Regions from separate parts of the Homo sapiens genome. Here region 1 is linked to region 2. Evidence: chromatin contacts called from ENCODE Hi-C or POLR2A ChIA-PET data. All regions are on one chromosome and are shown on one strand. Each heading gives the region's core, a stretch centred on a gene start or an enhancer-like site at or near the end of the contact. The rest is flanking DNA. Distances are from core to core; before and after follow the strand shown.

The links. A loop is a pair of places that touch in the nucleus more often than their neighbours do. ChIA-PET counts read pairs that join two places held with the same protein, here RNA polymerase II (POLR2A). Pooled maps may share reads with other maps.
Region 1: a loop to region 2 is called in a map of sigmoid colon, with 7 times the contacts of the local background. The contact joins two enhancer-like sites. A Hi-C loop is called at or near these places in 5 of 168 maps with a recorded cell type or tissue (Caco-2, aorta, breast epithelium and 2 more), 1 of 37 single-sample maps with no recorded cell type and 4 of 50 pooled maps. POLR2A ChIA-PET finds 5 or more read pairs at or near these places in 11 of 52 experiments (A673, AG04449, AG04450 and 6 more).

What each region holds. Positions count from the first base shown.
Region 1 is chr10:103,685,073-103,687,841 of GRCh38, forward strand. All of the region lies in intron 6 of SH3PXD2A (SH3 and PX domains 2A), which reads right to left. Among named protein-coding and RNA genes, the nearest start is that of SH3PXD2A-AS1, 60 kb to the right of the region's middle. RefSeq lists an enhancer at 1,549-1,598. Within about 2 kb of position 1,264, at least 6 of the 41 ENCODE cell types and tissues checked have a DNase peak (open chromatin) inside an H3K27ac peak, as active enhancers do; they include breast epithelium, where a contact is called at or near this core.
Region 2 is chr10:103,636,662-103,639,665 of GRCh38, forward strand. All of the region lies in intron 8 of SH3PXD2A (SH3 and PX domains 2A), which reads right to left. Among named protein-coding and RNA genes, the nearest start is that of SH3PXD2A-AS1, 110 kb to the right of the region's middle. RefSeq lists an enhancer at 26-605. Within about 2 kb of position 1,635, at least 21 of the 41 ENCODE cell types and tissues checked have a DNase peak (open chromatin) inside an H3K27ac peak, as active enhancers do; they include breast epithelium, where a contact is called at or near this core.

The sequences.
Region 1 (2,769 bases), core at 14-2,513, 48 kb after region 2:
CACACCTGTAATCCCAGCACTTTGGGAGGCCAAGGTGGGTGGATCACCTGGGGTCAGGAGTTCAAGACCAGCCTAGCCAACATGGTGAAATCCCATCTCTACTAAAAATACAAAAAATTAGCTGGGCATGGTGGCGGACGCCTATAATTCCATCTACTTGGGAGGCTGAGGCAGGAGAATCACTTGAACCCAGGAGGTGGAGGTTGCAGTGAGCTGAGATTGTGCCACTGCACTCCAGCCCAGGCAAACAGCAAAACTCTGTCTCAAAAAAAAAAAAAAAAAAAAAAAAAGAGAATCCTGTGTCTGGCTGACCTGGGGCAAGTTCCTTAACTTCCCTTTCCTGGTCTATAAAATGGGACAAGACCACCTACCCTGGTTGTTGCAGGGAGGCTCCTGGCAATGATGAGATAGTGGACACCCCACCTTCCCCCTGTCTGATTGAGGAGTCACTCCGGAGAAAGGGCAAAAGCTGAAACCAGCGCTCTCTCCTGTTTGAGACGAACCCCTCCGGTGCTGCCTCCTATTCATAGTAAAAGCTGCTTCACCCTTAGTGCTTCCTCTAGGCCAGGCACGGTGCTGGAGTTATCACTTCAGGAACTTTCACTCAATCCTCAACCCCATGAAAAAAACCTGATTATCCCTATTTTACAGGTGAAGAAATGAGCCATAGAGAAGGACTTGCCCAAGATCACACAGCAGGCAGAGCCGGGACATGAAACTAAGCATTCTGGCTCCAGAGTCCACGTTTTTAACTCAACGGAATACTCAGCAATGGCTGAGTCTACGCCCTGTCGTCCCCTCCTGGGTCTCACAGAATGGAAATAAATGTCTCAACTCAAAGACCAACTTCTCCCCTTCTTTCTTAATCTATCAATAATTAAAACGGCAATAACAAATGGCAGAGCTGGGGTTCAAACCCTGTCTTCCTGTTGCCAAAACCTAAACTGTCAACCCCAGGCAACACTGCTTCTCTGCAGTGAAACTACATTAATGCTGATCTCATGAACTCAGCTAATAATACAGTTTTATGATCACTGAGATAGAAGTGGGGCTGAGCTCACCACTTTTCCAAGGAGAAGAATAAAGTAAACAGGATTTCATGAGGAACATCAACACTTGCCTAAGAGAACAAGCTTGTAACAACACTCTTGAGCAACCTCATCTGCATGTAAACGAGCTGGAGCTTCCACAGGACTCCTGGGTTGGATGAACCCTCAGGCTCTCCTGACAACAGCCCCAGGGCCCTGACAATCCCGAGGCTCCGTGGCCACCTGTGCCCCCTAGTGGCGCATCTCAGAACTTCCCGGCTAGGTGCCCTGGCGAAATGCAGCTTTTTAGAGAACTGGGTGAGAGGCATGAGATCTTTGCAGGTCTCAAGAGAACCCCTTGCTCTGGGGAGTCTGCTCCAGCCCCACTGGGGCTCCTGGAGCAGTGCCCACCTTGGGGAAGCAACAACAGCTAACAACAACAGGCCCTTCCTACTGCCAGGCACAGCACAAAACCCCTCAAAGGGCATCACCTCCTTGAACCCTGTGCACTTTGGGGCAAGCCAGGTCGCTGCTACTATAACAACCCCATTTGACAGGTATGATGGTCAGGTGGTACACATCAACCTGGCTAAGCTACTGTCCCCAGTTATGCAATCACACACTAATTTAGGTGTTGCTGGGGAATTTTTTTTTTTTTTTTTTTTGAGACAGAGCCTCGCTCTGTTGCCCAAGCTGGAGTGCAATGGCATGATCTCGGCTCACTGCAACCTCCACCTCCTGGGTTCAAGATTCTCCCTGCCTCAGCCTCCTCAGTAGCTGGGATTACAAGCACCCGCCACCACGTCCAGCTAATTTTTTGTATTTTTAGTAGAGACGGGGTTTTGCCATGTTGGCCAGGCTGGTCTCAAACTCCTGACCTCAGGTGATCCACCTGCCTCGGTCTCCCAAAGTGCTGGGATTACAGGCATGAGCCACTGCGCCTGGTTGGGAATGTATTTTTATAGTTATTAAAGACCATGACCGGATGACTTTAAGTAAGGGAAATTATCTAAAACACTCTGGGTGGGCCTGAGTCAGTAGCTGAAAGGCCTTCAGCAGAGTGAAGGTTTCCCTGAAGACATTTCATCTGCGGACAGCAGCTCCAGCCTGGGCCTGGGGGTCCAGCCTGCCCCCTTTCATGACCTGCCATAGGATTTCAGACTTACCTAGCCAGCCCCCACAATTGTGTAAGCTAGTTCCTTACACTACATCGCTTAATATATACCTCCCACTCGTTCTGTTCCTTTAGTTGAACCCTGGCTGATACAACAGAACAGGTGAGATAATCTGTTCTCAGAGGCGAAGGGATTTGCCCAAGTCACATGACTGGCAAGTTGTCGGCCTAAGAGTGGGACCCCAGGCAACCTGATGCAGTTGTTTCCCAGCTCCCACACAAACTCTCCCTTGAGGCCCACATCCAATCATCAGAGTCTGTCCAACACCCGCAGTGCCTTGCCCCCTCCACTGCTGCCAGAGCCCACATCCTATCTCACCTGGCTAGCAGCCCCCTGCGACCTTGCACATCATAACCCATCCTGCCTAGTCAATCCCCATCATTCTATGATTGAAGCCAGATCATGTCCCTGCCTCTACTTAGAACCCCTCAGTGAATCTTCATCTCACTCGATGAAAGTCAAAATCCTTAGAATGTCCTGCAAGGCCCTACATGGTGCTGCTTCACCCTATTCCCTCCCCACTGCCAGCTACATCTCTGCTCTCACCTCTTTCCACTTTACCCTCC
Region 2 (3,004 bases), core at 385-2,884:
AGGGCCAGAGTCAGGCCAGCTGCACACAATTAGGATGTTAATTAAGTCCTCTGAGGTCACAGCTCAGCCTAGGACAAAACAGCTGGTGGGGGGAGGGGAGACCCCCCACTCCTTCCTCTCCCTCTGAAATCCTCTCGTCCTCCCGCTCTGACTCCCAAACCTCCCAGCCCTGTTCAGCCCAGGATTGAGCCCAAGGATGCTTCTTAATCCCTTCTTCCTAGACAGACCTCGGTTAGGATCCTAGCTTTACCACTCACTGTTGGCGTGACCTGAGATAGGTCACTGGCCCTCTCTGAGCCTCACTGGCACACCAGAGTAATACTAAGTACCTGGGGATGCCCAGTGGCATCAGGAACATATGGTGTATGCAATACCCAGAGATTTTCACCAGCAAGTATTTCCCGAGCACCTGGTACGGGCCAGGTCCTGTTCCAGGCACGAGGACACTGCAGTGAACAACACGCATCCGGGACTCATGCTCTACTCCCCCATCACCCAGGCATGGCACACGCGGGGTTCGATTGCCGCCTGTGCCCTGGCCCTGAGGCCTGCTGGAGAAGGCTGGGCTTCAGGCTCTGGGCACAAACCCAGAGGATTTCAAGGCAGGATGAGACTCAGAGCTTGGAGTTTGGAAAAACCCAGGAGGCTTTAGATGACTTCCAGGCTTCATGTTTTCCTTCCCCGTGAGTTACTCTTGGTCCTTCACATCTGGCTTAACACCAGGTAATTCAGAGCTCAGAATGTGGGCTGCACTCATTCCATGCCCAGGCCTATGTAAGGGTTTTGGTATCCAGGTGGGGAAGGGTGCATGGTGGAGCTAGGAAAAGAGGAAGACAGGCCCTGCCTCAAACTCCTCCTCATATAGGCTCGGGGTGGGTGAACAGCAGCAGCCCACTTCCAGAACCCTCAGCCAGCACCCTGACCTGCTTCTCAAAGCACCTCTATTCATGATTTAAACCTGAGCTCAGACCTTGACCCTTTGGAAGGGTGATCTTCCTAGGCATTCCAAGTTCTTTGCTTGGTGCGGGTTTGGAGAAGGGAATAGGGCATTTGCGAGCTCCAAGTGGCGACGGGTGGGGAGACACTGAGAGGAAGAAAGGGCTGAGGGCATCCTGGCCAGGCGCATGGCACCAGCGCTGCCTACCTACCCATACCACACCCAGCACAAGGCTGGGCCCAAGTGAGTGCTGCTGTCCTGGACCCAGCCTGACCCCTTTCCCATGACCTCCAGGCAGAGCTAAGGCTTCTGCCTTTGTGGAACCAGAGAAGCTGGAAATGCAGGCTGTCTGCGAGTGCTGTGCCTTTAAGACCAGTGAAAGGCTGCCCACCCTCGGCCAGGCCTCCCCTGGTCAGAAAGCCCTGTCACTGCAGCTCTTGCCAAGACACGCGCCTCCATGGTCCAAAGCAAACAGGAGCGAGCGAGAAACTCCTCCAGTCCCTCCTGCGTGCACCCACACAGCCCCTGCCTTCATGAGCCACTCAGCGGGTCCTACCTGTGCCCACCCTGCTCCGTTGCCCAGGGCCTTCCCTCCCCTAGACGGGCTCTGAGGCCACCAGGGACCCAGAACCTCCCCTGGGCACCTGGGGCCTGGATTCCAAGACCATTAGCACAGGCTGCTACGTCACCATTTGGAAGGCTCCGTGGAGTCCGTGTCAAGACAGCCTGGGCTGCTGCCACCTTCCCACTCAGCTCCAGCCTGCCCACCTCACCGAACAGGCCCAGAAGCCAGTGCTAGGCTGGGTCCCCGCCAAGCCCACAGGGCTCTGGTGTGTCTGAGCAGACCAAGGTCATGGGTGAGGCACCCAGAAGGAGGCCTGACTAACAAGCAACGCAGGCAGAGAGGGACACATGGTTAAATGACAGGTAGCGGAGAATGGTTTCCAGCGAGGGCGCCAGAGCCAGGCTGCCTGGGATTGAGGCCCAGCTCTGCTACTTGCCAGCTGCATGAATTTGGGCAATTGCCTCAATTTTCTCATCTGCAAAACCGACCCAAAGTACCCACATCTCAGTGTTGTTACGAGGATTAGAGGAGCTAATCCTTGAAAAGCCTTCAGAATAGTGCCTGATTGGAATCAGAATAGTGCCTTCAGACGAGCACAAGTCGCAAAGCGCTGACATGAAGTGAAATTCTAAAGAAGGAACCAAGACCTCAATGCGCCTGGGTGACTGGGGCCAGGGATGGCCAGGGAAGCAGGTAGGTCTTGGGTGTCTGGAGTTTCAGGGGGAGAGAGAGACCCTCGTGGTGTCAGTGTCATTTACCCTTGACCTCAGAAGGTCTCTACTGAAAACATGTGGGTCTGATTCTGTGCCTGGCACGGGTGGGGGTCGGAGACAGGTTGAGGTGGAGATTATAAGATGGCATGAGGCCTCTCCAGGAGCTGCAGAGCAGTGGATGGATGAGAAGGGCGGCTGCTTGCAGGGGGACTTGGCACGAGACTGCTTGTGCTGGGTGCGGCAGGGCGACCCAGACAGCCCCATGCAGTGGACATGGCGGTGGGTGATACAATGCTTGCCAAGGAACCAGAGATATCCAGAGATGAGAATGACTAGGCAGAAAAGAATTCTTAGAGGAGAAGAGACTTGAATTGAACCTCAGAGTGACAGGCTGCATGGGCTCACTCTAATGGCTTCATAGGGGATTATTCCAGATGAAAATGAGGCATTCAAGGCCGGGCATGGTGGCTCATGCCTGTAATCCTGGCACTTTGGGAGGCTGAGGCAGGTGGATCACGAGGTCAAGAGATTGAGACCATCCTGACCAACATGGTGAAACCCTGTCTCTATTAAAAATACAAAAGTTAGCTGGGCATGGTGGCGTGTGCCTGTAGTCCCAGCTACTTGGGAGGCTGAGGCAGGAGAATCGCTTGAACCTGGGAAGCGGAGGTTGCAGTGAGCCAAGATCGTGCCACTGCACTCCAGCCTGGCGACAGAGCGAGACTCCGTCTTAAAAAAAAAAAAAAAAAAGAAAAAGAAAAAAAAAAAAGAAAAAAAGAAAATGAGGCA